3 separate regions of the Mus musculus genome follow, and all the other regions are linked to region 1. The links are chromatin loops, found by intact Hi-C in ENCODE. Cell type or tissue: left cerebral cortex. All regions are shown on one strand. Region 1 has its middle 10 kb from the start of Gkn3. Region 2 overlaps Arhgap25 (Rho GTPase activating protein 25). Region 3 has its middle 18 kb from the start of Bmp10.

Region 1 (8,000 bases):
ACAAGGTGGTTATTGCCCAGGCGCTTGCAGGACTAGAACATGGAGCTTCCCCTGATATATCTATGCTTAGGCAATAGGTCGCTGGCCACTCAGCTCTTATATCTCACGAGGCTAGTCTCATTGCACGAGATAGAGTGAGTGTGCTTCAGCAGCCCGAGAGAGTTGCAAGGCTAAGCACTGCAATGGAAAGGCTCTGCGGCATATATGAGCCTATTCTAGGGAGACATGTCATCTTTCATGAAGGTTCAGTGTCCTAGTTCCCTTCCCCCAGGCAAAACGACACGGGAGCAGGTCAGGGTTGTTCTGGGTAAAAGCCTGTAAGCCTAAGAGCTAATCCTGTACATGGCTCCTTTACCTACACACTGGGGATTTGACCTCTATCTCCACTCTCATTAATATGGGTGGCCTATTTGCTCTTATTAAAAGAAAAAGGGGGAACTGTGGGAAGCCGCCCCCACATTCGCCGTCACAAGATGGCGCTGACATCCTGTGTTCTAAGTTGGTAAACAAATAATCTGCGCATGAGCCAAGGGTATTTACGACTACTTGTACTCTGTTTTTCCCGTGAACGTCAGCTCGGCCATGGGCTGCAGCCAATCAGGGAGTGATGCGCCCTAGGCAATGGTTGTTCTCTTTAAAATAGAAGGGGTTTCGTTTTTCTCTCTCTCTTGCTCTCGCTCTTGCTTCTTACACTCTGGCCCCATAAAGATGTAAGCAATAAAGCTTTGCCGTAGAAGATTCTGGTTGTTGTGTTCTTCCTGGCCGGTCGTGAGAACGCATCGAATAACAGGTGTGCTCCTTGCCTGCTATCTCAGAGATCTCAGTGTCTCCAAAGGAGTGACCCTCCATTCAAGCTTTACTTACGTTTGTTTTCTTTTTGTGGGGGTTTGTGAAAGTTTAAAGGGAATCAGATAGGTCAGGTTAAAAAGAGGAAAACAGGTTTTCTAATTCCTTCAAAAACTGAGAAGCAGTTGAGATGCCCCTGGCTATCCCCACATTTTTTCCCTTGGCCATCCCTTGTAGTCCAGGGAGGCACAGACCCTTTCATCTCTGAGAATCAGCTGCCCTGACACTTCCGCTTCTCTTTCCAGCCTTTCAGCACCAAACACTGGACATGCATTCCCTAGAGCTCACAGCAGTCTCCACCTCACACAACAAGTGGCTGTGCATCCCAAGCACACACCAGGCTCCTTCCAGAGCAGTTGAAGATTCCAGAGGCAAGCCGTTTCCTCTGCTTATCACTGGGGCTTTTTATGAGGGCTCGGACGGAAACCCTCGCAGTGCACCAGCTGCAGGGACACACACAGCTCTGGGATGTGGCATTATCTGGGGTTTCTCCAAAGAGGGAGGCCCTATGAGGGTAGCGCCATTCAGAACTGCCTTTACTCACCCACAAACACCCTCTGGGTGACCCCACTTGTCATACTGAACCAGGAGCCTGCCTGTGGATCCCGACTGATATACTCTAGGGACGCTTGGCCTCCACCATCTGGCTGTCAGACTATCTGAAAGAGGGGACCCCAAGAAACAGAATTTCCTCTTGACTTTCCTGCTGGCAGAGGAAATGGCTGGATCCCAAGACATTCAGAGGTGGAATTTCTCTCCAGGGTAGAGATTTACAAAGTCAAGCTCAGTGTGGGATGCTGGGCCTCTTGTTCCTCTTCCCAGTGCCGATGCATTAAATATTCTTTTCCTGCTTTTTCCCTATTAATTTGGCTTATTGAGGATGGGTGACAAGACCTGGCTTGATATGGCACAAGCAGTGAACCCCAAGTCCTGCAGCAGATCTCTGCAGTGGAAAAACAGATAAGGCTGGCCTTTGCCCTCCAGAAAGATGTGATAGACAATTAAAACATGTGCATAGTATTTTGGGGTATCCAGAGCTGTCAGACTGACGGGGACCAATGACAATCAGGTCACACTCTGGATTAAGGCTTTGTGTCAAGGCTAGGGAGCTGGCTATCGGTAAAGAACCTTCCAGAAAAGCATGAGTCCCATCCCTGGCACCTACCGAAGTCCAGGCTTATGACCACAGTGCTGATGGGCAAGGGGTGGAAATGAGCGTCCTGCAGCTCACCAGCCATCTAGTCCAGTCAATCAGTTTCAGGGACAGTGACACTTCCTGTCTGAAAGATAATCAGGAAAGTGATGCAGGAAGATGCCTGATATCCATGGCTGGCCTCTGTCAGATACATGCACATACATGTGCTGTACATCTCTCTCTCTCACATACACACACACACACACACACGAAGATGCCTGATATCCATGGCTAGCCTCTCCATGCTCTATATGGGTGTATGTGCACAGACACATGCACACACATGTGCTGCACATCTCTCTCTCTCTCTCTCTCTCTCTCTCTCTCTCTCTCTCACACACACACACACACACACACACACACCAAACAAGAGATTTCCTCATGCCTGTCCAGCTATGAGTTATATGCAGCCAAGGTTAGAACTGAGAACTAAGAGGAGCCCTGGTAGCCCTCGTGAGTTCAAAGAAAGAGGAACAGCCCGTAGAGCTTTTCACAGAGTGCCTTCTGGGTCCCAATATTGCAGCTTGCTAATGGTGTTCTTGAACAAAGAATATCTTCTTGGGAGGGGAGCATAACTTTTAGACTTAGTTTCTTCCAGAAGTCTCACCACCATTGGCCTTATCAGGCAACACTGGGGCTTCTAATTCCTCTTCTTAAGGCTACAGGAAGTCAAAACACTAGGTGCTGAGAGGCATGCCCAAAGGTCTAATTTCCTCAGTGACTTTCTTTAACAGCCTTCCTGTGACTGGTGATAGAGAGGAAGTGGCAGCCCTGAGCTGCTGCAGACAGGAGAGCTGCCTGCAGATGCTTGGAGCTTATTCTACAGCTTGTCTTGAACGCATGCCTTTTGTCCCCCGGGATCAACAGATGCTAATGTTCTGGTCCTTTGAGGCCCCTCAGAGGCTCCTTATGAGTAACCCAGAAGGAACCAAGATAACTACTAAGGACATTTCCTTGATGTCTATCAACAACCCTCCCTAGCTTTTGGTGTCCCAGTTTCTCACGTAGCCCAGTGACTTCATCTTGAAACACTAACTTACTTTGCTCTCACCCCCACCCCTCCACACACACAATACAAATACTTGGTTAAAGGATGAATTGGGAGGGGAGCTGAGGCTCATGGTTAACAGCAGAAGGCAGATGAGGATGACAGCCTGAGGAGGGAAGACATGGGTGTGAGGTACACCCTAAAGGTTGCCTGCCCAAGCTTAGTGATCCCATGACCCGCGTCTCATGGGGAGTGGGGCTGTAAGCAGCTCCATGAAGGGAACAGTCTGGTTCTGAGAAATTATTTTCCTGTTTGCTTTGAATTTCCAATTCATTTCACTCCTTTCAGATGCTAAAGCTGACAGGGGCTCTGCACTGTCTCCAGATCCTGAGAACCTTTCCTGGGTTCTCCTGTTCACCTATAAAATGAAGGAAAATCACCTGCTCCTTCTATCCCAGGAGAGACCAATGCACAGTTGCAGTTCACTTTACTGCGTTTCTCAAACACTCCTAAGGAGCGGCTTGCTCCTGCGCCACCTGGTGGCCATGGGGAGAACGGCATACTACTGTTAAGAGGAAGCGTTCTGCTTCCAGGAAACATCAAATTCACAAGTAGAAAATGATCTGTTAATTCTCCCCCATGTTAATTAATAAATTCAATGTATTGTCAATCAAAGATCCTGGATAATGTGCCCTAAAAGTCATATGGGGATAGTGAGCAAGAAGAGATGAGACAACTTTGAAAATAGGAAAAACGGGGGAGAAAAAAAAAAACAGTATTTGGAAAACTATAGTTACAAAAATACTACTGTTATGAAAATAGACCAAATATTGAAGTAACACAATGGAAACTGGTCAGTCAATGTGTATGTAGGAATCAAGCATGCAAAGAAGGTAACATTTAAATAAGCTGGGAAATAATTATATTTATAAATAGTATTGAAATAAGGCTGTCCATTAAAACCTAAGCCACACACTTACAAAAGTAAATCCTAAATAAGTTATATTTAAACTCTACAATATAGATATATAGAATTAAAGAAAAATATTTCATAAATAGAAAAGGCTTTTACAGGGCTGAAGCCGTGGCTCAGTGGTTACGATTGCCTGTGGCTCTTGCAGAGGACCTGAATTCAGTTCCCAGCATCCACAGTGGGCAGATCCCGACTGCCTGCAACCCAACTCCAGGACGTCAGATGCTCTCTTCTGTCTTCCACATGCACCTGCACACACGTGTGATGCACACATTCATGCGCACGCACACACACACACACACACACTCACAGAGAGAGAGAGAGAGAGAGAGAGAGAGAGAGAGAGAAAGAGAGAGAGAGAGAGAGATTGACGGAGAGACAGACACACACAGTGAAATAAAATAAACCTTTTTCTAAAAAAAAAACTAAGAAAGTGTTTTCAACAAAAATTTTAGTAACCTTAAATAAGATCATTAATTACATCAAAATAGAAAACCTTCTGTGTAATGAGCTAGGAACAGTGTGGGTAAAGGCTTTCTGTGAATGAAGAGGGGCATCCATCAACTGTCCTGGGTCTTTACGGAACAGAGACACAGGAGGACGAAACAGATCTCAAGAATACCAGCACATGCACACACCCACCACACACACACACCTCTGACACACACACACCCGACACACACACATTCCCCGCGGCATCAGGAAAGGACAGTGTGATGAAATAAATGTGATCCTGCTTACATGAGACACAGAAACACTTCAGACACATGGACACATGTGAGAATGTGTGTGCCTATAAGTACATGTGTGTAATACGTTCTGTTAACCAACCATGGTGGTAGCCTCTCAAGAGCGGGTCATCACCAGGTGCTAACGAAAAGGAAATTACCCTGTGACTGATGTTTTAACAGGGAGCATCCTCTGTGCAATTAGAAATTTGCCTAGAGGCAAAAACAATTGCTGTCATAGATGGTATGTTTAAAAGAAAAGACATAATAGCTCTAATGTCACCTGTTCTTGCTAACATGACCCCACCCCCTCCCGTTAACTTTCAAATGCCAGAGCCAACCTCTGAAACCAGCGTGATGGCGCCCAAGGCCGGCTTGTCACTGGGATCCCACACGGCTTCCTAGTCAATTCTTAACCACTCCCACTCACTTTGTACTGCAGAATCGCACTGTACACAGGGCTCGTCCAAGAGTTGCAAATTGCACATGGGAAGTCAAAAGGGAGGAAGGGTGGTAAGATGGACAAGGGAAGGAAGAGAAAGGAGGAAAGGGGAGGGAGGAAGAGAAGAATGCTCTATAGAACATGTTTGATCTCAGTAGTAGTTTTGTTAAGACCGGGGAAACAAGGTATTGAGGGGGTGCTGTCATTCCCCACATAGTTTCAGTGCTCACCCCCAGTTACTTCTGGGCCTTCACATCTCTTGGAAGCTGGTAAGAAGAGGATGAGAGTGAAGAAGGGGAAGAAGAGAGGAAGGAAGGAAGGAAGGAAGGAAGGAAGGAAGGAAGGAAGGAAGGAAATGAGAGAAGAAGAGAGGGAAGAGGAAGAGAGAGAAGATGGGGAGGGGACAGAAGAAGGGAAGCCACAGTGTGGAAGAAGAATATGACTCAAGCCATGTGAAAACAGGGACTGGTAAATGGGGGGAACGTGGAGGTGAAAACAGGGACTGGGAAATGGGGGGAACGTGGAGGTGGAAACAGGGACTGGGAAATGGGGGGAACGTGGAGGTGAAAACAGGGACTGGGAAATGGGGGGAACGTGGAGGTGAAAACAGGGACTGGGAAATGCGGGGAACGTGGAGGTGGAAACAGGGACTGGGAAATGGGGGGAACGTGGAGGTGGAGCCCATGAAGATCTCTAGGATTTGAACTCCAGAAACCAGCATCGAGGCGCAGATCTAACCTCATTGTTTAGTACATAAACAACATGGTATCTTTAGCCAGTTAGAGTTTATGTACTCAAGGACAAATGGGGCACAACATGTGTTGTTTAGCTGGATCTGACTCCTTTGCCAGGGAGTAGAAGGGCCGGTCCCCTGGGAGATTTCAGTGAAGGCAGGGGAGGCAGCCACCACCCTGGCCTCTGGTCCTTAGAGTTGTCTCACCACTGGTGCATGGCAGACCAGGACTCTTCGAGGAGTCGCAGAAGCCTATGACACTTCAGTCTCTGTCCCATTGGTTCCTCCACCAGGTTTATTTCCATAGCCCCGGCCACGGCAAGGACAGGGCACAGCCCCAAAGGAAGGAAGGATGGGCTCCCCAGGGGGCACGCGTCCTCTGGGTGGGACTCTGCCTCCTAAGGTTTCCAGGTGCTTCCATCAGCTGGAGAAGAAGCTCACAATTCTTAAACCTTTGGAGGGGATATTCCATATCAAAATCATAACAATAGCCAAAGAAGTAAAGCTGAGACAAAGATATGACCTTCTACCTTCTTACAAAAAAAAAAAAGAAGAAGAAAAAGAAAAGGGCTTTGAGATAGACCACGCGCGAGAGTGGAGATCAATACGTTAGGAACGGTACATGGCACATGTGCTGCAATGTATCTGTTTTGACTCGGATCTGCATCGGGAGGTTCTTCACAAGGACTGTGCCCCATAGCTGCTCTGTGTTTCACACAAAGATGCTGTGATGTCACACATAACGACGCTGACAGAGTAAGTGCTGTGATGTTACACATAAGGACGCTGACAGAGTAAGATGCGTGGGAAAGGAAGACAGCGTAAGAATAAGCACAGCACTGTGATGGCCTTAGCAACGACATCATCTTGTTTAAAATTACATATATCTTTATTTATCTGTGTGTGCACGCATGCACATGTGTGCACGTATGCACAGGGCACTTGTGGAACATTAGAAGACAACCCACGGGAGTCACGGAGGTCAAGTCTCTCTCTCTCCACCATGTTGCTTCTGAGGACTGAACTCGGATCCACAGGCTTGTTAGCAGTCCTTCATCCCCTAAGCCATCTCTCCAGCCCCAAGCTTTTATCTTATTTGAGACAGGGTCTTTCCATGTAGCTCTAGTGGACCTGAAACTCAATATGTAGATCAGACTGGCCTTGAACTCAGAGTTTTTATTTTTAAAATAGAAAAAAATGCATTGATGATGCTTATGTGCCAGCTCTTCTCTGTCCTTGGGTCACAGGATTGTTTTGTTTTGTTTTGTTTTTGTTTTTGTTTTTTTGTTTTTTTTTTTTTGCTTGCTTGTTTGACTTTGCCTTAAACAGTCAGAGCTGTGAAATCCCACTGTATGATCAGGAACATTGATTTGTTGCTACTGTCCTGGTGTGAGAGGGCAGCAAGGTTGGGGAATAAAATGCTCAGAGCTCTCACGGTCCCTCCTACGCCTACCGTGGGGAGGAGCCAGCTCGGGACTGTCCTGTATGATTTTAACATTCCTCAGCAGCGGGGCCTGCCTGACAGTGGATCGACCGCAGTTTAGTGCCAAGGACCGTTATCTAGATAGGGGATTAACACCTCTTTTGGTTGATGGAGAAAACAGCTCAGAAATCCCCTCTGGCAAGCTCTTGCTTTATCAAACCTCACTTCCATCTCCGCTGCTTTAACATGCAAAGCATTGCCCGTATCCATGGAACCCTTTAAATACATACAGCCTGTGTCTAGCTCCAAGACCAGGCAGCATTAACTCAACCTCCCTGCCTGTCCCAGCCTGGGATGCTCACAAAACCCAGACCCAGTCATCATATTCATGCCCTGAAGTCAGCGAGCTTCCCTTTCCTAAGGTGTCAGCCACTTTTCTCACTGTGGTAAACATCTCCAGAAGCAACCACAGCGCAGTTCTTTGGGGCTCAAGGTCTGGGGTTCTTCGATCCGTGGAGGCGCTTCCCTATGGTGTGGGCGGCCCTGTGGCTCACGTGGCTCTGGGTGGGGCTGTGGTAGTGGGAGCTCAAGGCTGCTTGCTCAGAACTCATCAGACCATGACACAGAAAAAGAGGAGTGCCATCCAAGGCTGCTCACCTTCGCCCTCCTACT
Region 2 (8,000 bases), 120 kb before region 1:
AGACACTGAGAAACAGCCTATTGACTGCATAGGTCCACGTGCCGGCAATGATTGGACATCTGTACACGTTCTGGCAGCACTAAGTGGGCTTAGAGGGTTTAAAAAAGACAACATGAATCTGGGAAGACAAAGTGGGGGTGGGGAGAATGGGAGGAGGGTGGTCTGAAATTTCTCAAAGAATACAATTTGTTTAAAATATTTCAAAGTGCCTTTTATCTGAGGAAAGAGTCCTATCACACAAAAAAATTCAGACATAGCATAGACGTGTGACTGTCATTACAGCATTTAAAGAAGCAACATGGAGTTTGTTCTGTAAGGCCCAGTGTTGTTGTGTTATCTATCATTCCAGCCCATCTCTAAGAAACCTTCCACTTCCCGACTGCTTCTCACTTACAGCCAGCAGAGGACGCCCACAGACAATGTTCTGTGGTTCCATTGCTCCAGAGAAACTTCATCTGTTTTCCATATACTTCCCCAGAAAGTCCTGGATTTAACCTATTCTCTGAGCAGCCTAAAGCTTCCACAAGGCTCATCTTTTTATGGCCTGAAATACCCAGAACTGTAATGAATGGAAACTGTAAAGGCCCATTTGTCTTCTTAAGTTAAAAGTAAGGTTCCAGATTAAAATATTTCTTGAATGAAAAGAAAAAGATCTTGATTTGGGAACCCAGTCCTTGCAAAGAGATAGGGTTGGGATGGAATTTGAGAATACAGACCTTAAGGACACATTCACATGGGTTAGATTACAAGATCAGCCTTTTGCTACCCCTGACTCTGGACATTACAGAGCAGTTTCTGAAGGGTGTCACTCACTCTGCTTCTTCACAGAGCCCCTGCTACCCAGCACAGGCCAGCCATCACACACTGCGCCACTTCTGACCTCACCTCCGTGACTCCCCTTGCCTGCTACCCAGCACAGGCCAGCCATCACACACTGCGCCACTTCTGACCTCACCTCCGTGACCCCCCTTGCCTGCTACCCAGCACAGGCCAGCCATCACACACTGCGCCACTTCTGACCTCACCTCCGTGACCCCCCCTTGTCCTGTGTCCTCAGTTTACCTCTTCTTTCCATTTTCTCACTCTCTCCCCTGCCACTCTGAACTCCCTGGAGAAAGTCTAACCATTGGGCTGACTGGTTCTACTTCGGGCTTATGCCCATCACCCTAGGTGGCCACTCGCAGAGCCACTGAGACCCTAACTGAATTCTCTGTGCTACAGTTACCTGTGACCAGTAATGATAAAGTTCAGAGATGTGCATCTCCCAGTGCTGCAGGCGAGGGAGTTCAGAGTGAAGGTTTTAGCACTCCTGGGAACGGGGAAACCTATTACATATACATAGCACTACCACAGGCCTGAAGGGCAAAGAAGATGCACACTGCGAGTCCAAAAGGCTGAAAAGCAGAAGAAGCAAATCCACTTCCTCAGAACATTCTATAAGAGCCTTCAGTCAGTCAGCTGTTCGCTGCAGAGACAAAGTACCCAAGAAGATACTTGAAGGAAAAAAATACTTATTTTATTCCTTGTTTTGAATGCCTTAGTCCACTGTCATTTAGTTCTTGTGTTCTCTCTCTCTCTCTCTCTCTCTCTCTCTCTCTCTCTCTCTCTCTCTCTCCCTCCCTCTCTCAAGACAGGGCTACTCTGTGTAATATACCTGGCTGACCTGGAACTCACTCCGTAGACCAGGTTGGACTCGAACTCACAGAGACCCACCTGCCTCTGCCTCCTGAATGCTGGGATTAAAGGTGTGTGCCACCATGCCCAACCAGTGTTATTTCTTTTGGTATAAAGTGAGACTAGACATCATGGAAGACAGCTTGTAGCTGAGCAAAGATGGTCATGTCTACTGGGAAGGAAGCAGGAGAGAGATGAGGAATATTGCAGACACCAAGGACAAGATGTGCCCTCCAGAGGCCCCTCTCCATCCTCCACCAGGATCCAGCTCTCCAGGGACAGACTGGACTCAGTTAATCCACTGTAAGGTCAGCATCCTTACGACGCAGACCTTCTCAATAGCACTGTAAACTAGAGACCAAGCCTTCAGCGGCGACCTCAGGGCATAGCTCATGCCTTGAAAGGCCTTAATTCTGCTCTGGAGAATTAAGAGCTTACTGAATAACTTGCTGCGGTTACTCAATAGCTTGCTAAGGCATTGCTACTGTGGGGTTTAAGTTTCAACATGAATTTGGAAAGGATATTCCTCTCTCGGGCCGCAGAATCTATCTACCAAAGTTCCTTTGCTTTTGCCCCGAAATCTTGTCAGTCTGAGTGGATTTCGGGCCCCTGAGATGAGATGAGGAAGGCACACCTTTGGCTGTGTGTCTGAGGAAGTTTCCAGAAGAATCAGCTAGCAGGATTATCTAGTTTGTCCTAGGAGCCCGGAAGGAGTTAAAAATGGGGGGTGGGGGTGGGGAGAGGGCTCTGAGGTACAGCCACTACTTTCTCTCTGCTCCCTGGCCACTATGACCGTGTTGCTTTGCTACCCTGTGTCCTCCCCCGTGATGGATTGAATAAACTCTGATGTTGAGAGCCAAAGCAAGTCCTCCAGTTGTCTTCCGAGCTATTTATCATGCTCTTTCCTTCTCAAGGCCTTAACAGTTCCTCATACTCTTGTTCAGATGTTTATATTTCAAAGTGGAAAATGGGGCAGCTAAAATAGAATTCCACCCCCCACCTTCCCCATCATGAAGAGATTCCATCGGCTCCCATCTTTACCTCCAGTTCTGCCTTCAGACATGTACAGGGGGTGCCCATCCAGAGACCTGCGAATTAGCGGGCCTCCACAGTCTCCTCAGGTTGAGGCAGGAAGCCAAGGGAGCCCGAGCACCCAGACTCTGGCCCCACCCACCTCTGGGCCTCACGATGTCTAATGATACCACGATGTCACCTTGGAACAGGCTTTTCAGGGCTCATTTGCTCTCACACCTTCTGGCTCTCCTCGATTTCAGTGCCCACTCTTTCTGAGACCCTTCAGCAGTATGTCCTCCTACGTCACGCCTCGTAACACTCAGGTGTCTCAGGCAGCGCTGGCTATGTCGTTCATGGGGGAGACGCCAGGGTTCTTGGTCAGAAAGCATTAAGAATCACAAGATGGTGGCAGCTGAGCATCAACCCAGGTGCAGGAACTCCGTCAGGGCAGGACCGCATTTGACTGCACTACACAGGCTGCATGTCTCTGAAGTTGGTTTTGACCAGGGCTTAGGGCATCGGTCTGCGACTCATCCGGCCCCACCAGCTAGGCGGTCTGAGGCCTTCCTGTGGCTTGACTCTCCAGCTGCTACTCTCCTGTTAGCTGTGACCGCTCAGTCGTCTGCTTGGATGCCTTAGAGGCTGCTCTCCCCTACTTTGGTTAACACAGCATCCTGGATTTTCTTCCCAACCACTTTACTTGGCATTAGTCAGAGGCTCTACTCTTCACCTAGGGGCTGTAACCAAACACTAAGAGTCGACTTCGTTCTCCCTTTTCGCTCCCACCTCACACTAAATCCACTGATGAAGCTCTGGACTCACCAGCCTGTCTCTGGTCTGACCTCACTATTGCCCCTGACCCTGCAAACCCCAGCGTGTCTCACCTTCGCCACTGCCTCCTACTCTTCCATGCAACACATGCTCCACACCAGGCCAGATTCAGCACTGCTTAAAAAGAATCAAATTGGGCCATTTGTCACTTCAAGCTATCAATGTGCTTTAGAATTAAATTAAAAAAAAAAAATCAGGGTCTCCATTTGTAGGCTATGCACGCCCTTACCAACCTATCTGCAAGGGCTTTGGTCCTGTTGCCTGTGCTTGGGCACACCGACTTCCAGTTCTGGAAGCACTCTGCTTGGGGTTTCTCAAGGCCGGGTCACTGCTCTCCTTGAAATGCCCTTTCTGAGATTTTGCGATGTCCTATCTGGTGCTTGTTGAGCTTCAGAGAAAACAAGGTCTTTCCACAGAGCCTTTGCTTGGGTACTCTGTCCGATGGGTTCCAGCGTCTCTGCATCCGCCTCCTTAGTCTCTGCCTGACAATGCGGTTTTGAGTCTGAAATGATCTCATTCATTTGCACAAGTACACTGTAAGTTCCTTAAAGTCAAAGCTTTTTCTACTTGATTTACTTTCAGATCCTCCAGGAATCAGGATGCGCCTTCACGTGGTAGCTACCGCCGAAAATGCTGTGGGATAGCTGGGCTTTTTCTAACTTTCCTCTGTCTTGGAGACATTAAATTAAAATGAGGCCAAAGCTTATTTACATTTGTTATCTCTAGTTTCTAGTTGCTGTTATTATGATAGAACAATGGCTTGGTCTAGAGGTTTCTAGCTTCTATCTATCTATCTATCTATCTATCTATCTATCTATCTATCTATCTATCTATCTATCTCTATCTATCTATCTATCTATCTATCTATCTATCTATCTATCTATAATCTATACGTTTGGTTTCAGAAGATCATTTGGACACTGGAGAAGTGACTGAGAATTTGCATAGTCTCAGTCCCAGGGCCTCTATGGCTGGCTAGGATCAGAAGGAATACTTCTTGCTCTTATCATCAAAGTCTTCCAGAGTGTGAGCAAGGAATTATTCCACTTGAGCCTCGAGCGACAAGGTCTGTGGGCGTTCTTTTCATCTGCCTTCCCTCCCCTGCTCATCTCTAACTGGGCACTGGTTTCTTCCTTACTATCTAGGAAACAGCCACAAACTGAGGGCTACGGGTACAGTGGACAACTTGGCTTAGTTCTCTTTATTGGAGAAAAACCCAATTCACATTCTCTACTGAGGATGAGAGAAGTAACCTTCAGTATAAATATGATGCTGCAGAGCATTTCTGTTGTTGTGAACACATTTAGGATTAGTTAGCATAAATGAGCAACTGAGAGGAGGAGGAGTAAGTGAGCCAGGGAGAGGAAAATGGGGAGGAGGGAATGAGTGAGCAGAACAGGGAGAGATCCAGTGCATGAAGGGGTGAGAAAGCAAACCAAGAGGAGGAGGGAAGACTGTGATATGGGCAGAGGGAGGGATCACTATGTTTTTTCAGCAAGACCAGGAGCTCATTAACTACATATTCATAAAATAGCTCCATTGCCTGTCCATTACTGCTGACAGCATGATGGCTACTCTAGACACCTCACTAGGGACTCACTCCACTGTGTGAAGAGATTGGAAAACTAATGAGGGGACTCCCTTGCAGCTAGGATTTTGGAACCAGATTACTGGTGCTGATTAAACTAGAAGAGAAGATAAAGGAAGGTGTGCTTTCCTGAGATTCCAACCATGGCTGCTGTGCATAATGCTGGTCAGTCAAGCAAGAACTCTCAAGATTTTCCAGCAGCTAAGCTTCAGACCCAACCTTGTGTCCAGGCTGCTAGAATATTGGCAGCTCATCTCAGTGATGAGACAGCTTCTTCCAGGTGTCCTCGGACAGGCAGACAATGTAAGAATCAAGTGTTATGGCTTGGGGAGGTGTTCTGGGGGGATAAAAACTTGCTTCTTTAGTTCCTCCAAACATTTTACAATCACCTAAGACTTCTGTAAGTCAGTTCCTTCTTGCACTAACCTCTCACCCTGACACTGCTGCATGCTGCCTTAGCAGAAATTTTGCCATAACTCTCCTCTTCTACCCAGATAAGCCTCCCACACTTCCACAAACTACTTCCCCAGAGTCATGATACTCCAGGCATCTCAACACCCACCCAGTCAGTACCTACAGTCTCAACATCACATCTGCCACTCAAGCCATTCATTTATGAGTAGAAAAAAATCTATACCAGTCCAGCCAGCATGTCTGTGGACCTTTACATGGAAAGATCATTAATGGGTGGCTTTCTATGTAAGCTACTTTTCTCGTTGGTGTTCCAAACAGAACAAGCTTAAGGTAAGGAAAGTGTACTCTGATTCATGTTTTTAAGAAATTTCAGTTCAGTGTATTGGAGGAGGTGTAATGGTATAAGGGATTGAAGCTGGGGGTGTGCATAGCTTTCATTGGCCTAACTTTAGGAACCTCTTTCTGTCCAGCAAGCCCCACCTACTAATGGCTCCACAACCTTCAAAATGGTACCATAGCTTGGGATTGAGCATTCAATCATCAGCTTGTGAGGAAACTGTAGCACCTTCCACCCCTAGGTCATCTCGGAGGGTCTCTTTGTTCCACTAGTAACCGAGATCCCCTTTCCACAATGTGGGCTTCATGGTGTGCTCCCAGCTCCACTCTGCAGGACCCATGCTGGGTCTTGTATTCTCTTGCCACTGTCTTGTATTTCTCCATAGTTTCCAAACAAGAGACTCTGTATTTTCATTTAATACCAAGTCCTACAAATTATACACACAATCCTGATATTCCACTTTCTTCTAGAACCTGGGTCATCTTTGAGCCTGACCTTGACCTTAGGACCCTTCCTATTCTGATTAGTGACTATCTCTCATATGAATTCCCACTCCCTTCTCTTACCACACTGCTAGTCTCTGCCCTCCTCTAGCCTGTAGTGTTTATATGCTTTATTCTTTTTTCCTGTGAGAAGCCCAGAGCCTGCTATGCATTAACACTTCATGGTTCAGTGCAGTTACCCCAGGATTCAGCAAATCAAACAACAATGATAGCTTTCGGCTGTAGGAGGGAGCACCACCTCTCCTCCCATTAACTGGTTTGCAAACTTGGCTGCCCTGGGAGCGTAGGTAAGTTTACTTTCAGGTTCCATGCCAGAGATGCCAACTGAAGTGACCTGGGGTAGGAGCTAGAAACTCAGAGATTTAAGAATTTTAAATTAATTGCTATTGTGTGTATGGGTGAATGGATTGCACCACTGTAACACCCTTTCTTTGGTGAATTCCATTCCCTGTTAGCAGCTTTCCTCAGCAGGTGTCCCATAGCTCTGATATCTTCAACATTTGGGGGCAATCCAGGCCTCACCTTCATTCACAGCATTGCCTAATGTCCTTTCTAGGCCTCCATGCAGGGACACCCCTGATACAGACCTTGCTTCGGTGGCTTTCCTTAGTCACAGAGAGTTCCATAACCCTTTTCTTGACTCTAAAGCACAATTCTCTGCCAAGTTCTCTGCTTGCTGGGGCTCAACCATGACTCCCTTGTTCTTTTACATCTTCATCAATTTTCTGGTTTTTATGGTTTCCTTCCCTGCCTAAGCTTGACTGTCCTGTAGACCAGGCTGACCTCAAACTACCTGCCTCTACCTCCAGACTGCTGGGATTAAAGGTGTGTACCCTGAGACCTGGATCTAAATGCTCTTTAATTCCTTTTACAGTTGGGGGCTTACCTGGGTGGGATTTTGCCCTGAGGCCACTACTTCCTTTATTCCATTCATGTCAAAATGTTATCACCTAAAACACAGGACTCAGCTCCATTCCACTTCCTGGTGCCCCCTTTCTCCTCAAATTGTACATTTTGTAATTTTCCTCTATCAGCTTGTTCCTTTTCATTATAGATCTTCATAAGTGTGAACATTAATAACCATATTCTAGAGTCAATGCTAGGCTGCTTTGAAATTTCCTGTGCTAACACAGTTTATCCAGAACTCTTCAATTTAGCCCCAGGCAGACTTTACAAATAGGACAACAGGCAGCCACATTCTTCACCAAAATATCACAGAATGATCTCTAGGTCACGTGCTCATATTCTTTTCTGAAACCTCTTGAGTCAGGCCCCCACAGTTCAGAGACACCATTGTCTTCCATGGTCCTACTAGGATGGCCCATTGAGCCCCACTTAAAGTGTTGAACTGCTTTTCTAACCCAAAGTCCCAAAGTCTACATTTCTCCAAACAAAAACACAGTCAGGCCTATCACAGCCATACTACAGTTCCTGGTACCAATTTCTGTCTTAGTAAAACTTTTATCCTGTGAAGAGACACCATGATCACAGCAGCTCTTGTAAAGGAAAACATTGAATTGGGGTTGGCGTACAGTTTCAGAGGTTTAGTCCATTATCCTCATGGTGGGAAGCATGGCAGCATACAAGCAGACATGGTGATGGAGAAGGAGCTGAGAGGTCTACATCTGGATCTCTAGGA
Region 3 (8,000 bases), 48 kb before region 1:
AACTGCCACTGCCACTAGAGGGAACCCTTGGCCCATGCTGCACCCTCGAGCCACAGTCTGGAATCCAGAGCCAGGGTATCCGGTCAGCCTGGAACAGAGGACAAGAGGCCAGGGTGAGCTCTGGGAACCTGACAGCCAGTTTGGCATAAGGCACGCAGAGCCACTGTTCAACATGCCTTCCATACATTCTCAGGTTTGAAGAACAGGGGTGCAGATGTATTTATTAGTAAGACTACCTTATTGATATTGGTCTCATTACCTATTATAGAGTTTAGGTCATCACACAGACATGGGAAGGAGACACTTTTACCCACCGAGCCATCTCACCAGCTCTATATTTTGCACTCCTGAGAAAAACCTCAGTGACCCTTGACAGCCACGGAAGCCGGGGTTGGTCCACCAGCTGTGGGTTCTTGTAGCTTTGGTATTGGGTTGTTGGCCTTCCTTCCAGCACAGCAAGCACGGCACACAAAGCAAGAGGGGCAGAGACAAAGAGTGGCGATGCTTAGCCTAAGCTCTGGGTCTGAGGAATCCCACAGAACGCAACAGGAGCTCCCAGTAATGGTGGTCATTTACAGATGGGATCTTAGAAGCATTGCTTTTCCTGTTTACATGCATCTACACACACAGCTACTAAGTCACTGAGACCTGAGCTATAAACGCATAGATGCTTCCAGTGAGAGATCTGTAGCTGTTCATGCTAGACCTGAAAAGGGTCCCCTGGTGCTGAAGAGGGGGCTGCTGAGAGATGATGAGGGGGCTGGAAAGTTACTACTCTGGGTAAGAAGCGATGTTGAGAAGAGCAGAGTCAGGCCAGGGATTCCAGAGGATAAATGGTTCCTCTGGAAGGGGTGTCTGCCAGACAGAAGTTCCTGGTCTTTATTGCTTAACTTACCTCACCCCGGGCCAGGCTGCTCACCATCGGTAGTGATGAGCCTACCACCTGTGTAGTATTGGAGACACTGTGAAGAAACAGAGCTGTATTTGCAAGGCAGAAATCCCTGTCTTGCCTCCATGTTTCGGGGCATCCCCCAGAAATAACTTTTTTAAAAGACAGCATCTCACACATCCAAGGCTGACTTTGTAGTCACTAGGTAACTGAAGATGACCTTGAACTCCCGATCCTCCTGCCTCCGCTTCCAGAGTGCTGGGATTGCAGGTGTACACCGCCACACCTTGTTTTATGTGGTGCTGGGGACTGGAGTCAGGAACTCCTGTGTGCAGGGTAAGTTCTCTACTAACTCTGCTACAACCCCAGCTTTTAGTACCTTAAGCCTTCTACATTTTCTCATTAATGTTCTCAGTATCCTTCTCGCAATCAGTAGGTTTGTGTGTGTAATCTTGGCTCCTTTGCCTTGCCATGGGGATGAACTAAATTGAGCTCTCTTAACACAGAAGCAGGAATAAACAGGGGATCTGCATTACCCACTTCATAAGGCTGTCATGAGGATTAAGCAAGGTGTCACCCTTGGAACTCTGCCTGGCACTTACTAAGAGCTTTAGTAAGTGTTAGATACTATTTTTTATTTTTATCTTAATCATTTTTATTCTGTCTCATCACCCCTTGCTGTGACTGCTGGCCGTACCGAGTAACCCTTTGTGTTCTCTCTAGGGCAGGCTTGCTATACACTATACAATGCAGAAGAGGGAAACTTATCTTTCCACAGAAACTGCAGGGACAGTTGAGTGCTGCAAATGGGCAAGGGTCTCAGGACCTGAGGACATAAAGGATTTACAATACCCTTTACCAAAGTGGGCCGCTGAATGTGCCTGGGAGGGATTGTGGGGCACAGAGCTTGGGCCACTCAGCTTACTCCACAGTAGCTGGGGAAGAGTAAAAAAGGCAGGAAGCAATGAGAATTCTGCCAAGAGTGCCACAGCTATGGGACAAGCATTTACAACATGAACCCGTGAAGGACAACTCAGGTTCACACCCTGACAGTGTGTTCATCAGTCGCGGCCAATAGAATCACCATTCAGAACCAGCAGGAATCTCCCACACCTTCCTTCCCAGGAGATCAGCTTCTTCATGAAGCCTGTCAGTTTTGTTTCTAGACACATTCCTTGAACTCATTCTTTCCTGACTTCAGGCAGCTGCACTACTTCAGACTAGATCTTTATTTCCCCTGTTACCTCCCTTCTTCCTCCTACCTTCATTCTCTCTTACCAAGGCAATCTGAAAATTCGGGGAAAGAGTTGAACAAAGAACTTGAGCCACGGTAGGCAGCTTGTGGCTCTGAAGTCGCTGACCCACAGCTGTCTGGCTCTGGAAGTCAGGCGGGCAGCAGGAAATGCTACCGAGTGTGTGCTATGAAGAGAGGGGCTGCTTCTCTGATAGGCTGAGTTACTTATCTAACATGACCAGGTATGAGGGGTCTCCAGCCATTCTAACTCAGGGAGCTCAGTCTACTTTAGGCAAACAGTGTTCTTAAGAACTTGGCAAGGCAGTAAGAACATTAAGCAGGGAAAGAAACTCACTGTATTTGGGACGATGCACGTCAATCTAGTGTGTAGCGTGTTACACTGAGCAGGTACAGAGGCATATGCGCCTAAGAAGTGACCTGGTCTCGGGGTTCAGAGACTCTGCATGTGGAAAGATTGTACAGGCATGGAACTCATGCAATAGAGAAGGGAAGGAAAGAATCATGCCTCCGAGAGAGGACCAGGTGAGTCAACTTCCTCACTCGCCAAATTAAAAATACTCTGGACGCTGGAAATAAACAGAAGCGTTGTCTGGTGAGACACCTAAACCTGATACCAACAACTTCTTTGAGGCCGGCTCATTACTTTTCATACCGGATAAGTATTCCATAGACTCTCACTGATGTAGACTTTCTCTGATGTTCATTTATTTATCCATTGAACAAGTAGTTATTGGCTCCTATTCTACCAGGCGCTTTGGTGGGCATTGAGTGGTGTGTGAGAGGTGAAAACTGTTTCAATATCAGCCTTAGGGAAAAACGGAAGCTTTAAGTGAATGCTTCAAGTTGAATCCTGTAACTTGTTTCCCAGAGAATGTGTGGGCTCAGCAGTCAGCCCACGCTTTGGTAGTTCTCAGTTAACCTGCTGTGAAAAGTGTTTCCTGGTCTTGGAGATCCACCCAGCCTGTCCAGGATGAAATTAGATGGGTTTTGAAGCCACATCTAGTACAGACACTTAAATCTGAATACTTAAAGGGTGGTAAAATCTCCTAACCTCACCTGGCCAATAGCCACAACCCACTTACATTGGTCATAGTAGAGCCTAGAGGAAAGAGTGCCAAGTGCCAAGACAACTGGAGAACGGCAATGAGAAACACAGACCAGGGAGCCCACTGAGAATGTGTGTTCAGACACAGACCACTGACGCCTCTCTAGCCATGATGTCACTTCCCCTCATCTGTGCAGTGCTAAAGGAATGGCCACATCCGATCCCATTTTTCTCTCTGAATATATGAGTTAGCTGGAAGTCAAGTCACACAGAGGTCAACAATGGCACTATGCTTATTATAAACCCACCACTCTCTTTCCTTTTATGATTTGAAAGTGAAATGTCTCTGGACACCCAAGGGGGGAATTCAACAAGAAATAGAAAGGAACTGTGAACCAAACTTGATTTCTGGAGGATAAGAAGGAAGCAGCGGCTTGACAGTTGAAATCACTCTTCCAAGAACCATGACCACATTTTTCTACTGCTTACTTGGGAGGTCTAAGACAGCTATTAGCTGCATTTGCGAGGTCTATGAGAACTATTAGCTGCATTTGCATAGCTGAGACCAAGAAAACTGACAACTCAGGGAGGTAAGATCTATTTGACTCATGGTTTTAACAGGACTAGTCTGTGGTTTCTTGGTTCCGTATGTTTGAGTCAAGCATTGTGGCACTAGGACCACATAGCGGATAATAGCTGTTCACATCAAGTGAGAACAGAAAGTAACAAGAAGTGGCTCAATAGTCATTGGAAAATACCAGAGATTTCTCTTGGGTCTCTTTCTATGGGACTTTCACTGCCAGAAGAGAGCCTTTCAGACCGACCCCTTGTCCTTCCAGACTGCCTACTCCATGAAGCTGAAATGTCCTTGCTGTTACTGGGAGTGTCCAAAAGGAGCTTTCCAAGGACTCTGATGAACCCTGCTACACACACACACACACACACACACACACACACACACACACACACAGAGAGAGAGAGAGAGAGAGAGAGAGAGAGAGGAGGGAGGGAATTATAAGAAGAAGCTTATCCCATTAAAACCAACGATCAAGTTGGGGGTGTTGCTAGTTCACTTGGTAGCATGCATGAAGCTCTGGGCTCCATCCTCAACACTGCATGAAACAGGTGTGGTGCCACACACTTGTCGACTGAGCACTTGGGAGGCGGAGCTACAGTTCAGAAGTTTAAAGTCACTTCCAGCTATATGGTGAGTTTGAGGTCAGCCTGGTCTACATGAGACCTTGTCATAAACAAATAAACAAATGCATGATAAAGTCAGCTCCCAGCCAAAACCTTTCTTGTGGGAAAAGAATAAAAACATGCCGCAGAGAAACATGTGCATAAATCCGAGGTAGTCAGAGCCTTCAGAGGAGGGAACAGGCTTCCACTGGCGATGCTGTGGCGTGGCTACTGTGGCCCCTCACTACTGGCACACACTTCCATGGAGGATTATCACCATTAATCCTCACACTTGCCCACGAGGCTGACACTTGTCTTCTCTTGACAAGGTACTGCAGCTGTGGAGAGGCAAGCTAGGGTTTAAGAAGAACGGGCAGGCTCCCTCGCTCAGCCTCTTACCTCAGAACAGGAGATAGGGCAGAACGAGCAGTGGTAGTGTGGCCATCTGTATTTTTCCGAAAGCTCGGGACCAGTGGGGAATCTCACTCTTCCTCTCCACCCACCAGCAAGATGAGCTTCGTAAGGCTTTGCGCAAAATACTGTCAAGTACTAAAAGCTTTGAGACTCCTCGGTTTGGAAAACTGCGGCCAGGAGATTTGAGAATTTTTCTCCTCTCCTTTTCTCTTCTTAATCCCACCTCTAGCTCTTCTGATGTTGCTACTTTCCATGAGGTCACCAACATCTGTCCATGTCACATATATTTAGGAATACCAATAACAACACCTCAACAGATATACCCGCAGGGAGAACAGAAGAAAACTCAACAGAGGAAATGTTTAACAGTGTGAGAAATGATCATTTCCCCACTTTTTAATGGCATCAGCCTCAGACGTATGCAGTAATACAAAATTGGATCTGCCAAGTCACAATGAAAGACAGTATTACCTCCCCGGGTTTCTCTCAAGGGTTCTGGGGTTGTCTGATGTGAGGGTTGTCTGATGTGAGGGTTGTCTGATGTGAGGGTTGTCTGATGTGAGGGTTGTCTGATGTGAGGGTTGTCTGATGTGAGGGTTGTCTGATGTGAGGGTTGTCTGATGTGAGGGTTGTCTGATGTGAAGGTTGGGCGAGTGGTACTTGTTGAAGGAAACTGAAAAATTAAAAACCAGAATAACATGAGGGACAGTTCTTCGTGGCATTTTTTTCTGTCTCAAATGCCAACCCTCTTCCTACAGGTAAACATGGGTTCAAGTGTAATACTTCCACTTTAAGAGTTGGAAACCAAACTACAGGAAAATGAAAACTTTCTGTATGGCCACTCAACTATCAGTGACAGCCTACAGTTGCAGCAGGACCTGTCTTTGAAGAAGGGAAGACTCCATTGTTTTGCGGGAAGGTCGCTTTGAATTTCGTTTCAATGCTAGGTCAGAGTTTGCATTTATCACTTTCGTTCTTTCACAGAATTGGCAGTGGAATGTTCCAGATGTCACATGAAATGTGATGATAACATAAGGAAATGTGACGATAACATAAGGAAATGTGCCAACATTTAGACTGCCCTTAACCAGACGGATTTACAAGTGTCACAGTTGCTAGTTTAGAAATCAGTCTGAGTACAATAGCGCCAGGGACTGAAGGAGATTCATTGTAACTAAATGCTAAGAACTGACTTCTGTATTTGGAGATTCTGCCTGGCAACTGGCATCTGAGAAGCTGTCCTCTAGGTTTCAGTTTATCGTTGAAGAGGATGTGCAATTAACTTAGCAGATCTCCAAAATACTTCCCTTTGTCAATTGCAAATTCATACACAGCCAAATTTTCGTCACATACCATATTCAAAATAACTGCAGCCTGTTGGATGTTGTAGAGCACAGGAAAAGTTTCAATGCCTCCAGCTGGAGTACCAGACTTGTAAAATTGTGAAACATGGCCAATCTTATCTTTCTATCAGCTTTGATTTGCATATTTAATGTTACCAAATGAATTCTTTATATATGCAATGAATTTGTTAATAGATTAATAAGTACATTTTAAAAATTAGTTGTTAGTATACTAAGGGTATATCAAAGGAAATAATCCTCAAAATTTTCAAACTCTTTAAGGTGAGTAGTTGAAAAGGAATCAAAGAACCCTGAGAAGAAAATACTTAAGAATTTCACACCCTATATAAGTATATGACCAAGAGTGATTTTCCTGCATCATCAGGAAACTACTTTGAAAATTCTCCCTCAGAGTAAAGCAAGGGAGGATAAAAAGGTTAGAGGAAGGAGGAATGGAAGAAATAACATAATTATATTTTAATTTTAAAAAAATTTAAAGATTGAAAAAAAAAAGGAAACTTTTCCTCCAATAATTCCAATTCACAAACTAGCTCAAAACAAACACACCTGGTTATGCCAGGTTAAAGGAAGTCCCATGGTGTTAGTGGTAGGGTCAAGGTTCTCAGCAGGCCTATCAGGGGATTTAAGGATGCTGCTGGTAGCGCATCAGTGTGACGCACAGACGGACTTCCTATAATGGGGTGGGGAAGTCAGGAAACACCCATCCAAAGCCTGATTGTCAGCTAAGAATCAAACAGAGGAGTGAATCACAACAGTGGGAGCAGGGTGTGTCTCAAATAATAAGGTTGAAAGCAAGTGAGGAAGGACACTTAACCTCTATCTTTGACCTTCACATGCAAGCAAGCAAGGGAGGAGCGAGTGAGCATGCAAGCATTCTTGTACACTGCAGAATTCTTTCTGGAATCAGATTGAAAAAATCCTCGTTTTTCTACTCTATCTTTAAAATTGGGAGATCTAGTCGTTTACCCGAGTTGTACACCTATGCTCTCCAGTGGCCCACTGCCACAGGCTGCCTCATTTCTTTTATTTGCCTGGCTCCTGAGGTTGTCTATTCTGACAGCTCACGAGAGCCCTGGGATCCTTTGATGGTCTAAGAAGGATGGGAGCTGTAATCAACGGCAGGAAGACAAGTGTGCAGTCTCAGAGCAGCAAAGATGGCGAGTCTGGCACAAGAATGTCAGGTAGGACTGAGTCCTTGGGGAGCTGGGGTTAGCTAGTGGCATCTGGGTCCACCCTCTAAGCAGTCATCTTAACATTCTGTGTCACCAAAGTGACAACTTTAATGCATTTGAGCCAACCGTAAGTAGCTGATTAGCTACAGCTGTAGGTGACAGATTAATTGCATCTAGCTGGTGATATTGGGACTTTGGAGTTACCAGATTTCTAACAATGCCTTATTTTGCTATCACTATGATGGCCATGGGGGTGCTGCTTACAGAGCCCCCTCAATATCTGCCCGGCAGAGATCTGTTATCCGTGGCTGACTTTTCATACCCAGTCGTCGTCCACCAAGCTAGTTGAGTAGAGCCACTTCCTCAAGTGTCAGCTCTGGATCCAGAAACATCTATCAGTGATAAGACGTTGTCATGGCGAAGCACAACAAACCAAAGGTGACAGATCATGGGACTTGTTACTGTACGTCCTGGGGGATACACAGCCTTCAGTCTTTGCTTTCTCCGCACAGAGCTTTTCAACACCATGTCCTGGGCTGTCTCAAAAGCACTTTGCTTTTTGCTTTGCAAGTCCTCAAGCAGACGGCATTTGATCGTACTGTGCGGCTCCTACATAAACCAGGACATTATTTGCCTGGATCTGTTTGTTAATAGCTGCCATTCTCTTCTATCATGTTCATGA

The links. A loop is a pair of places that touch in the nucleus more often than their neighbours do. Peaks named below come from ENCODE experiments on the same cell type or tissue, not always from the same donor. Only the 100,000 strongest peaks of a DNase experiment are listed, where the experiment ranks them.
Region 2: it touches region 1 in a loop (4-fold over the local background); 24 of 42 quality-filtered maps call a loop at or near these places.
Region 3: it touches region 1 in a loop (2.9-fold over the local background); 29 of 42 quality-filtered maps call a loop at or near these places.

What each region holds. Positions count from the first base shown.
Region 1 is chr6:87,394,888-87,402,887 of GRCm38, reverse strand. No RefSeq gene overlaps it. Among named protein-coding and RNA genes, the nearest start is that of Gkn3, 10 kb to the right of the region's middle. In left cerebral cortex, a CTCF peak has its summit at 3,572 (motif pointing left); a DNase peak (open chromatin) is centred at 3,561.
Region 2 is chr6:87,514,843-87,522,842 of GRCm38, reverse strand. All of the region lies in intron 1 of Arhgap25 (Rho GTPase activating protein 25), which reads left to right. Among named protein-coding and RNA genes, the nearest start is that of Arhgap25, 14 kb to the left of the region's middle. In left cerebral cortex, a CTCF peak has its summit at 406 (motif pointing right); DNase peaks (open chromatin) are centred at 2,949, 3,968, 4,644, 4,863 and 1 more place; H3K27ac peaks cover 236 bases.
Region 3 is chr6:87,443,247-87,451,246 of GRCm38, reverse strand. No RefSeq gene overlaps it. Among named protein-coding and RNA genes, the nearest start is that of Bmp10, 18 kb to the right of the region's middle. In left cerebral cortex, a CTCF peak has its summit at 10 (motif pointing right); DNase peaks (open chromatin) are centred at 27, 3,054 and 4,826.